Regions from separate parts of the Homo sapiens genome. Here region 2 is linked to region 1. Evidence: chromatin contacts called from ENCODE Hi-C data. All regions are on one chromosome and are shown on one strand. The core of a region is the stretch at or near the end of the contact, and the rest is flanking DNA. Distances in the headings are between cores, read along the strand shown. Region 1 holds the start of GATA6-AS1 (GATA6 antisense RNA 1 (head to head)). Region 2 holds the start of MIR133A1HG (MIR133A1 host gene).

The links. A loop is a pair of places that touch in the nucleus more often than their neighbours do. Pooled maps may share reads with other maps.
Region 2: a loop to region 1 is called in a map of ascending aorta, with 4 times the contacts of the local background. The contact joins the promoter of MIR133A1HG here to the promoter of GATA6-AS1 in region 1. A Hi-C loop is called at or near these places in 3 of 168 maps with a recorded cell type or tissue (Right ventricle myocardium inferior, ascending aorta and cardiac septum) and 9 of 50 pooled maps.

The regions. Positions count from the first base shown.
Region 1 is chr18:22,164,838-22,170,217 of GRCh38, reverse strand. It overlaps GATA6-AS1 (GATA6 antisense RNA 1 (head to head)), which reads left to right and starts at 1,250. Exons shown (of 2, transcript NR_102763.1): 1 at 1,250-1,551; 2 at 1,835-3,320. It overlaps GATA6 (GATA binding protein 6), which reads right to left and starts at 629. Exons shown (of 7, transcript NM_005257.6): 1 at 536-629. RefSeq lists enhancers at 2,481-2,984, 4,604-5,182.
Region 2 is chr18:21,829,331-21,835,058 of GRCh38, reverse strand. MIR133A1HG (MIR133A1 host gene) reads left to right here and starts at 3,653. Exons shown (of 3, transcript NR_110369.1): 1 at 3,653-3,737; 2 at 4,265-4,439; 3 at 5,607-5,728. The region is part of intron 12 of MIB1 (MIB E3 ubiquitin protein ligase 1); the gene reads right to left.

The sequences.
Region 1 (5,380 bases), core at 1-2,500:
GAGAAAAGGAGGGGGAACGCAACGGGCTGGGGAGGGGGGAGCGTGAGACCGCCCCAGAGCCGAGGCGACCCCAAATGGGAGAGCAGGAAGAATGACAGGGAGACTCGGAGCGAGTGGGGGAGGGAGGTGAAATGCAGCCGGGCTGGCCTCCTCCAGGCTGCTCTTCCAAATCGCCTCGGCTCATCGGAGATTACCACACTAAAATTAATGCCCACACACAGACCTGGCTAGATAGCAAGAAAGAAGTTTCTCTGCCTGCCTAACTACCGGCTCCCGCCCCTTTGCGCCGAGATAACTCGGAGATAAGGCTGCGCGCAGATAAGCGCTTCGAGGAGAGAAAAAGAGACTAGAAGTTGGTCCGCGGTGTCCCGGGAGCCTGGGAGCCGCCTCAGCCCGCCCGGAGGGAAGGAGGGAAACACCGTCGGAGCCGACCGCGGCCTGGAGAGGGCCGGAGAGCCGGAGGCCAGGGGCCCGCGACGAGTAGGGGTGGAGGGGAGGAAAGCGGGGAGATCGCGCGAGGAGGAAGCAGCCGAACCTCGGGCGGGCGCTGCGCATGGAGAACGGCCGCGGCGGAGGGTGCTCCCAGGCGCGGAGAGAAGCCGAGGGCGCCAGCGGGCGAGCGCGAGTCCGGGGTCTGCGCCGCGCTGCTGGTGAATAAAAAGGAGAGAGGAGGCGCCTCTTACTGCTCTGCCGGAAAACTGCAGCCTGGGCTCCTGATTGGACTCACCGAGCCCTAAACAAACAGCGCTCGCCGAAGGGTGCCAGGCTGTGGGTCGGAACTGCGCTCAGCGAGCAGCTGGGCGCTGGAGGTGAAGAGGAGGAGGAGGGATCGAGGGGAGGAGAGAAAAGAGGGTGGGGAGGGGACGGCGAGGGGGGAGGGGAGCGCGCCGCCCAGGCAGACAATGAGAGCCGCGCTGCCTGCGGGCGTGGGCTGAGCCGCAAGCCCTGTCCCCGGAGTGGGGGCGAGTCCACCCGGGGGGCACCGAGCCCAGGGACCCCGGGGGAGGGGCGGAGGCCACAGAACGCCTGACCTGGCTAGCGACCCGCACCCATCCAGCGGCGGTGCACCCTCCCGCTCCCGCAGTCGCACACACACACCCACACGAGGGAGGGGGAGGGAGCCTTGGCACGGGAGGAGTTGGCAGTGCACAGTCCCGCGCCGCCGCCGCGGCGGGAGGGGCGCTCCAGACCTTGGGTCAGCACGCCCCCAGAAGGAAGGGGGAACGTGCTCTGCGCCCCCCCGCCCCCCAACCCCCGCCTAGCCCCTTCACAGCAAATGCGCTTTTTGCCCTGAAGTTGTGTGAGACCGACCTTAAACTTTCTCCGACCCTATCTCGGGATGCTACGGCTCAGGTCGTGGTGGTTTCGGGAACCTCAAGACAACATTCCCCAGCTGACCTTTGGGAACTTTAACTCGGGTCGTCATGTACGGAAAGGTAGTCTATGGGGTACGCAGAATGGAAAAGGGCTTCCACATCAGTCGTGTCCGAGGACGCTCTCCAACTTTTGATGTCCCTGGAGAGTTTCTGATATTTCCCTGGAGAGTTTCAGGTAAGTCACAGATAAGTCACTGCGAAGAGGGGGTGTCACCTTCCCTGGACCCAGCGCTAAATGCTGCTTCCCCACCCCCACGTTCATATACACACCCCCTCTTCGCTCCCTCCAAACAGTTATCACAACTCTGTACAAACTGATACGGTCCCTAGCGGGCAAAAGGGACTGGAAATGAACGTCGCGGGGTTATCAGCGCCGATCTGTCAGCGGCAACTCGCGCGGCCGCAGGCTCGTCCGCTGCAGGAGCCGTGATATATGTCTCGCTCCCTTTCGCTTACAGAAAGGATTTCTTCCGACAGACGTGACCCCAGAAGGCTGCCGAGGGAGACTTTAGGACAAGAGGCGTTGTTTTTGTGAGAATGAATTTTTATACTTTACCCCGACCCCACCCCCTACCCCCCGCCCAGGTAAATCCAAGTAAATGATTTTCTGAAGGTCGGTCTCCTAGAAAGCGTTTAGGCTCTGGTTTTTTGTTTTGTTTCTATTTTCGTGTTTTCCCAGTTAGGGAAGGAAGAGGAGCCTGTGCAGAGTTGAACTGGGGTGGAGAGGTGCCTTGTAAAGTATGGTTTCCAGAGATGGTGAGACCTCGTAGCTAAGCGTTGTTTCCTCTGCACGTAACTGTGAGTTGTGAACTTGTGGCTCCTGGGGGAGCGGGACAGGGCCTGGCAGTGCGGGGGAGGGGGCAAGGAATTCAGGAAGTTGGCGAGAATTCTTCGTTTTTCATTCTTCGTTGTAAATTGCTTCTAAACACTTCTGAATTTTAAATTGCTACCGAGAAGGTCCAGAAACCGTTCTCATCCAATTTAGTCACTTTTATTACGTTCCACTTTGCCTCCCCCAATCACTGCGGCGGCTCCCAGTTTCAGCGTGGCCGCATTTGGAAAAGGCTGAAGGTAGAAAACTCTGGAATGGAGAGGCTGGCGACTGGAGCAGGATCCAGGGGCTTTAAATTTTAACCTGAATGCGATCGAATGCGCGACTCCCAGAAGAGATAGCCAGGCGTCCGCCCGGCCGCTCAACCCCCGCCAGGACTCGGAATGCCTTGCTTTTGGTTCTTTTCGTGAGTTCCGACCAAATGTTTAAGTGGACTGGGTTTTGCAGAAGCTCATTTGTAAGCACTGACGGAAATGGGTTGTGGGCATTTGATTTCCTTTGATTCCAACGTTTTGAAATAATGTTTCTCGGATTTGCTATTCGAAGCAATTTTCTAAAAACTCATATCTTATTTGCTAAAAATAAACTCTTTGGCTCAGTTTGTGTCCAGGCTGTGTACGGCCTCCAACCCTGAGCCCCGAGGAGATCGAGCCCTGGCGCGAGCCTGATCTCTGTCCTGTGTGTTTCTTTGTATTTGCAAGTACAAGGATGTCTGCGTGGATATCCCTGGACACTCGATACCCCCCGGGGACCTGCTTTTCCCGCAGCTCCGCAGACGCGGCGGGAGGGCGCGCTGGCCCCGGCGCTGCTGGGACAGAGGTGAGCAGCGGGGTGGACATTGACCGATTCGACAACGTTCGGGCTCTAAGGGCTCGGGAAGGGACCCGGCATTTTACCCTCCAGATTCCCAATCTATTTTTAAAAATAATGTTCAAAACATATGGGAAAAATAAGTGATTGCTCCTTTTCATGGTCACAGATTGTATTTATTTTTTCAGACTGGTTTTCCAACCTAACGAGGGAATGGGTAGTGAATGTTGTTGTTGTTGTTGTTGTTTATGTTGGTTAATTTCGAAATAAAACTGTTTAACTCGTACAGTTGATTCAGACAGAAAACCAGGCTGCCTGACGTCTCCAATGTGCCTTTTCCCCAATGCATCTTTGGCGCTAGGGACCGCTCTGGGGAAGACAAGCATGTTTTCAAAGCCACTCCCATGAGCCCCAGACCCGCGCGTGGAGCTTCCTGGGCGCGCCCCAGCTGGTCTGGAAGGCCGGCAAATTAGGAAGTTTGGAGGGAAGAGGTGCACCCCAAACTAGGGAGAAACCCAAGAGCTGGGGAGAAGGCCCCCACTAGTGTCCAAAGTACGCGGACAGCTCTTAAAAGTTATTGTTTTCTTCGTGGGGATATATATTTTTTCTTTTCCTTCCTTTCCTTTTTTTTTTTCTTTCACCCTCGCATGTCTCCTCTTTCGGGATTTGCTAATCTTGAACGAAACTGTTCTCTCCGGACTGTTTCGACCCAATGAGCGGCCCCTCCTGGGCAAGTCGTCCCCCTTACCCTCACAGAGGGCTGGCTCCCGGGCGCGGCCTGTCCCCAGGGTTGATTTATTTCGGCCGCGCCACACCACTATTCGCGATTCGAATCCACCCAGAACACTGCAGCCAATTGGGCAGGGGGCGGGGGCTTGGCTGCCAAACGGGAAGGGTGTTTGGGGACCCAGTCTTGCGCCGCTTCCGGAGGAGCGGCGAGACCCAGCAAGGACCCGCGTCCCCGTGCACCTCCACCCCCGCAAACTCACGCTCATTTTACGATCCTGTCACAAAACTGGCTGCTTCGGCGATGTTTCATAAGGAAAAAGAATGCATTTCTGACTTAAAACATATTTTTAACTTAGATTTTTAACAGCCCAGATTTATGAGGCCTTCTCGCTTATACCATATTTCTTCCCGTCTCTGGGACGCTTTTACCCAAGGACCCGGGGTCACCTCAGAGCCCCCCACCCCTGCCAGCGTCTGGGGCCAGTGGTGGGTTCCGGGCGGCGTGTCCCCCACTCAGCGGCCGCACTGCACGGTAGGCCGTCGACCAGAGTCCTGGCGGTGATTTTCTTTAAGTTTAAATCTCGGGAAACCAAAAACACTCTTTAGAAACGTCAGGTGGTGGCGGCGGAAACTTGCAGGTCGCCCCCACCCCCAGCGCCGGCTCCCGCCGGCGGCCACTTCGGGGAAGGACCGCGCGGAGCCAGCGCCGGGGTCCCCGGGCGGTCGGAATCGAGGCCCGGCGCGTTGCGCAGGCCAGGCCCGGCCCGGAGGCCCCTTGCCCGGCGCAGCCCCCGGCCGACCCCCGTGCGCCGCCGGCGGCCGCCAGCACGGCGCGGAGGTGGGCTAGCGGCGGCGGCGCACGAAAGGTCACCGCGGTGGCATTCCTCTCCGCGCTGTTTACGTGACTTAATGTACTCGCTGCGCCGCGGGTAAGTTCGGGCTGCGATAAGGGGGCGGCCGGGGGAGGGTCGCCGTAAAAGCCCCACGCCGGGCGCCTCCAGCCCTCCCCTCATCCATTAACCTTTTTACTTTCTTCTCCGCTCTCTCTCCAAGCCTGTTATCTAGGCCACCCAATGACCGACGAAAGATTTTCCCTCCCTGCTTCTCCCGTGGCCGCTTTAAACCAAATAAATTTAGCTATTAAGGGCCAAGATGTCTGACAAAAGATCGAAAGGTGTCTTTCCGTGATCGCTTAAAGAAGCGAAGGAGAAGCTTGCGGCTCTCAAATCCCGATAAAGAAATTCCGCGCCGGCGCCGGCCTCCCTCCCCGCGGCCTGGTTGCTCCCTGACGCCCTGAGACCCCGACTTCGGCGGCCGCAGACCTCGGACGGGCCCGGCGGGACCTGTGGCTGCCGCCTGGGGAAGGTGGAGGTCCCCGGGCTGCGGGGCCAGGGAGTGCCAGGCCCTAGGAGACGGGCGGACAAGGGGGTCCCCGGGAGCTCTGGAGCTCCAGGTGGGAGCTGGGTATCCTAAAACGGCCCCCGTGCACTTCGCGGAAAAACTAAGCCAAGCTCAGGGGGCCGAAATTACCACTCCGTTTTGATTATTTTCTGATACTAAATAATAAAGATAAAACCAAACTGCCCCCACCTACCATCCCACTCCCTGTAGGTCTGCTAAGGGGCAGTGTGCT
Region 2 (5,728 bases), core at 2,404-4,903, 340 kb after region 1:
CTAATGCAAGGGTCAACTAGCCAGGAGTGGTGAACTTTTTGGTTTTGTTTTTAAATATCTATTTTAAAGCAATGTTAGATTTATAGAACATTGCAAAGCTAGTACAGAGTTCCCATATACTCCTCCATCCTTGTTACTAACATTTTACATAGTATGGTACATTTGTTTCAATAAACCAATGTTGAAGCGCTGTTATTAACCAAAGTCCACACCTGAGATTTCCTTAGTTTTATTCAATGTTCTTTCTCTGTTCCAGAATACCCCTTTACATTTAGTTGTCTTTTCTCCTTAGCTCCCTTTGGTTGTGACAGTTTCCCAGACTTTCCTTGTTTTTGATGAGTCTGACAGTTTTGAAGAGTACTAATGGGATATTGTGTAGACTATTCCTCAGTTGGAATTTGTCTGATGCTTTTCTCATGATTACGCTGTGCTATTGGTTCTTAGTAAGAAGGCCACAGAGATAAAGTGTCATTTAATCACATCACACCAAGGGTACATACTATCAACATGCCATATGACTCTAGAAGTTAACCTTGATCATCTGGCTGAAGTAGTGTTCTTCATGTTTCTCCAATGTAAACATTTCCGTATCTCTAAACTATGCTCTTAGGAAGGAAGTGACTATGTACAGCCCACACTTAAGGAGCGGGAAGTTATAGTTCACCTCCTTGAGGGTGCTACATAAATTATTTGAACAGAGACCTACAGCCCTCTCATCTTAATCAAAAATTGCCAACCCCCTCAAAAAAAAATAATAATACAGGGCCTCAAGAAAAGAGGTCATCTTTGGGCCCAGCCTGCAAGGTAAGCTAAGGGAAAGTTAAGCAAAACAGTTTCTGGTCCCATCACTCTCACGTCAACAGCAGTAGTTCAGAGCAGCCTGTCTCCTTTCTTTCCATGAGGCAGGCAATCTTAGGAAGACACACTATAACCACAAGGACAGCAGCAGGCTGTTCCCTGCAGCACTTTAGTTAATTAAGAGGAGACTGTTAAGCTGCAAGCACTGAGGTCCGTAGAGTTACTGGGAAAAAGGTGTTACCAGCTCGAGAATTCAGTAATTTTGTTAAGCCAATAGACTGTCTCACCTGTGGAGCATAGTATATGAGATTTAGAGATATTTTCCCTAATGCTCAATTTGGTTGTTTTCCAAGAGGTTAAGGACATGGATGTTTTAAAGATAAGATCTTACTACCAGTTAAGCAGGCATTTGTGAATAGTGCCAAAGAAGCATTAAGTTCCAGAACAACTAATAGCAGTGCCTACCATAATCCCTGGCACATGATAGTATTCAAACGTTTGCTGAATGATGAACAAATGAGTTATAAAGAAGCAGAGGGGACAAGCAGCTGTCTACACTGGTATGCAGTATTCAAGTGGCACTGGGTCAATTTTTAGGGCCTGCCATGCTTTGCAATCTTTCTTCAGAGGCAGGCAACATTTTCCCAAACCCTACTAGCTAAACTGTGGAGGCCTTACATGTTAGTACTACTTAAGGCAAAACAACATTAGAATAGCACTGTAGCACATATTAGGTGTTCAATAAATGCTTGGTAAATTAATAAACAATCCCTCAAATCGGTAATGTAGATTAGTCAAGAATTCAAAAAGGAATTTATTAAGAAAACTGATCAACTGCCAGTAGTTCTTTTGGGCATGCTAAAAGCAGGTTACTATAAAACTGAACACATTTTGATCAAAAAGGTATACTTTGTATACCTAGTATAGGGAACTCAAAGTTTTGTTGAATGGAAGAAATGAATAAACAAATAATCAAATAATCATCTTTCTGAATATACTGAGGCAAAGATATTGGCAATATATATTTGATGCATGGTTTTGTTCCCAAGAGGAATAATTTCCTAACTCATTTCATTATCACAAATCTGAGGAGCAATGTGGCATAGTGGTGAAGAGCTCCCAGTCTGAAACCAAATTATCTGAGTTCAAATTCTGGCTCTAGCCACAATGGCTAGTGACTTCAGCAGATTACTTAACTTCTGTGCCTCAGTTTCCTCATCTGTAAAATGTGAGAAGAATCACAAATCCTACTTTATAGGGTTGTTATGAAAATTAAATGAGTTAATATTTATAAAGGGCTTAGAAAGAGAACCTGGCACATAACACATTATGTAAGTGTTTGCTTAAAAAATAAGTACTTTCACTGCTACAAAATCATTAACAAAATGGGGTACTTGAGAAAACTGAAAATTAACCTACTTTATACTCTGAGACATGTCATCTTCTCATAATATGAGTAAAATTATTTCAATATCTAGGAAAGCTGTTTAAAATTGCCCAATATCTAAAGAAGTATTCCTTATGCCACTGTTTTAAAACAGACATTCAAAATAATTAAACTGCTATGATATTAAATGCTAAAGACAACAAGAATGTGAAGGACAAACTTCCGTAGGTGAGTAAGCTCAGAAAACTCGTAATAGTTTTTCTTGTTTCTTAAGAGGACATATTTGGATTAAAAAACAAGGTATAGCTGGTTTCTCTTCTGCATTTTTATGTGAGATCTTAAACTATATCTCCACAGGTTTACTGGACTTCATGTTTTAATATTTTTTCTCTTTGATTAAAAAAATTTCAGTATCAAAATCTATTGTGAATATGCTATTAAAATTTAAAACAAAAGTATTTTTACCTCTGAGTCACATACTATGTAATAGAGTTATAGACAGGTTAATGACTATTTCAATCTGTGTAAAGTGTGCAATGATCATGCCTAAAAGTCACTTCAGAAAATTAGAGAAACATGACAATGTAGAAGGGACAGCAAAAACACTACACATTTGAATATAAAGTAGAATTCATAATAAAATGCATCTGAATACTTGTATAATTACTCAAAAGCATACTGGACCCTGTTTTTTACCAAAGCATTATAAAAAAAATTAACTGAAATTGACAGTGAATTGTTTTAAGTAGCACTTCTAAGATTTCATTTACATACTACTTTCTTCTCCCTTGATGATGTCTCTCCACCACCAATATACAGGTCTTACCTACCATTTCTATACATTTTCCATTCAATAAACTTTAAAAGCATGTATATGGCAACAACTAGCTCTAAAGATAACCCTACAAAATCCTTTCAGGCCTTTAGATATGTAACATATCACCATCCATAACATTTTTTATCAATCAAAAAATCAGGTTATAAAATGTATTTTGGCAGCAGAGGGACTTCACTTGTTCCATAACTGTCTAAAGATTGTCTTGCTACTAGCCATGGTAATTTTTTTCCTCTTTCCTTTTTTCTCTGCAGTGCTTCTAAGTATAGTGACAGTGCATCAGGCTTTCCTAGTCTCAGCGCAAGCTCAGTGAAAATCTGGGAAATGTAAGTGGAAACATGAGAGACCGCTTTATTTGGCAGTGCTTACCCCCCCTCAAAAAAAAAAAAGTGGGGGGCAGGACAAATGGCTAAGCAGTGTTTGGACCGCAGGATGAACAATCAATAGGCAGAAAGCAAGATTGAGGCTTCCTCAGCTTTTGGATCGACAATCGACAGCTGAGAGGCTATTTTTTGCTATGGTTGACTAAATATGGTCAGGGAAGAGAGAGGCACAAGAGAGCCTGTTTGCCTGGGAGTGCATGTTTCAAATGCTTAGCTGCCTATAAAGCTGTAACAGTTTAGCCAGTGGTCACTGAGGAAGAATATAAGTTAGCCTCGTAGTGACCATGTGGAAGTCCTGACCTCGCTTGCAGACTTGACCTCTGGATGTGACAAGGTAGCTTCACTACAGCTCTACTATTTAATCCTGGAAACTAAAAACCAAAAAAAAAAAAAAAAAAAATCTAAAAGCAAGAAAGATGCAGACTATTTCCTAAGAAGTCAGAAGAACCCAATGTATTCTGGAGGGCAAAGAAAAACAGGGTGAATGTTTACAGTTATTTGGGGGGAGTAAGGTGTGTTTTGGGTTCTGTTTTTGTTTTTTTTTTTTTTTGTCTTTTTTAGACTATAAAATTAACTTCTGCAACTTTTTCCCCTCTTCTGAAGCATTTCATCTGACAAGCTAGGTTCATTTTCTTGGCCTTTGTAGCAACCTTTTTTGATTGCTTAACTTTCCCTATATAACTGTGCAAGACTGTTATATGACATTCCAAATCAAATGGCCAACACTGATTCAATTTTAGAGTTGTTTTTGTTGGTGGTTTTTGTTTTTGTTTTTGTTTTTGGTAAAGGGAAGAGGGGAGGAGAGGGAAAAGTAAGCTTGTTTTTTGTTTGCTCGTTTGTTTTTCAAATTTATCTTAAAAGGTGAGGTTCTGTGTTCACTGATACATCCCCTTCCTTCACCGGGCTCATGAAAAGAAATGCTGAATCAGCAAATAGAGTGAACGAACAATCAAGATGAGATGGCTGCTGTTGATGTGATTCTCTAGGTTACTACCTTTCTTCCTGCTGCAAATGCTGCATGACACTAAGCTTACAGGTAACAGAGCACCATAAGGCCTGTACTTTTAAGGATGCTTATGACTTTCTGCATGCTTACCTATTATTGACTCAATATATGTTCTCATTGTTAAATTAAATTCTATCTAACCATAGCCTAATTTCACAATTCAAGTTAAGAGCTAATGTAGTGTAAAAAGGAATATTGTTCAGATACTATGGCAGTAACTTTTTATCTTAAAAATGTACAAATACATTATTGTCATTTACATTATTAAAGATTTAGTCATTATTGTTTCAGATTAAGTGATGATTTTGCATCTCTAGTAAGTCACATCCTGCTTCCAAAGTATACTTATTTTCTAAAACTATTAGCTTCTATTTCAAGGTTTAGTCAACCAAGAAACTTGGCAGATCATAAAATACTTTTTAATGCTTACTAATAATTGGCCACAAAAATAAATCAGAACGTGCATGGTGTAATTCTAATGCTGCATTGCTGAAACTGCTGTAGTGCTGGGCTATCTACTGCTACATTCTGATTTGCTCTCTATAAGCTGCACTAGCTTTTTATCACAAGCTGCAGAAATTCTACTATCCCTGCCCTTTTTTTTCCTCCTTTGACAAATCTGAAAATTTCTTGAGGTTTTAAATTAACCTTCTAATACCACAATAACTGAAGGCTACTTACCAACTATAATTTCTTTTCATTCTAAACTATCAAGGTAAATAAAACCCAGGTGCTCACAGACTAAAACCTTTCAGTTCTTTGAAGTGATACTTTCTAAAAGTTGACGATTCTGACAGTTATCCTTTATACTAAAAAGATTAAAGAATCAAAACAACTTAAACTCACCAAAATTAGATATTTCTACATCTATTTGAATTTGTATTCAACTCATATTTGTATTTAACCCAAAGAGAAGCATCAAAGTGCAAACTTCAGGTAAGGAACTAATAAAGAAAAAAGAATGACAAATTTTCAAATGATCACGAGTTCTTATCTGTGACCTTATAAAACACTAACAAAAATTCATAATCTTTAAAAAAGTTCAATTCACCCACACTCATCCTGGTTTTTCTCCTTGTTGTTTCAACTTCTAGAGTCAATATCAGAAATACTTATTGGTTAATTTGTTAGGTTTTGAGTAAGATATCTAGTTTGTAAAAAAAAAATTGAATTTAATTAATTACTATCTACCTGTAGGATCTAGAAGCAGACTACAAAAAAAGAAGAAATTCACTCTGAAGACTGAAGAAACACTAGGCTGATCTTAAGTTTCCGAAATACACTCTGTAACACTACACTGATTCTTTGAATCTCTTGCA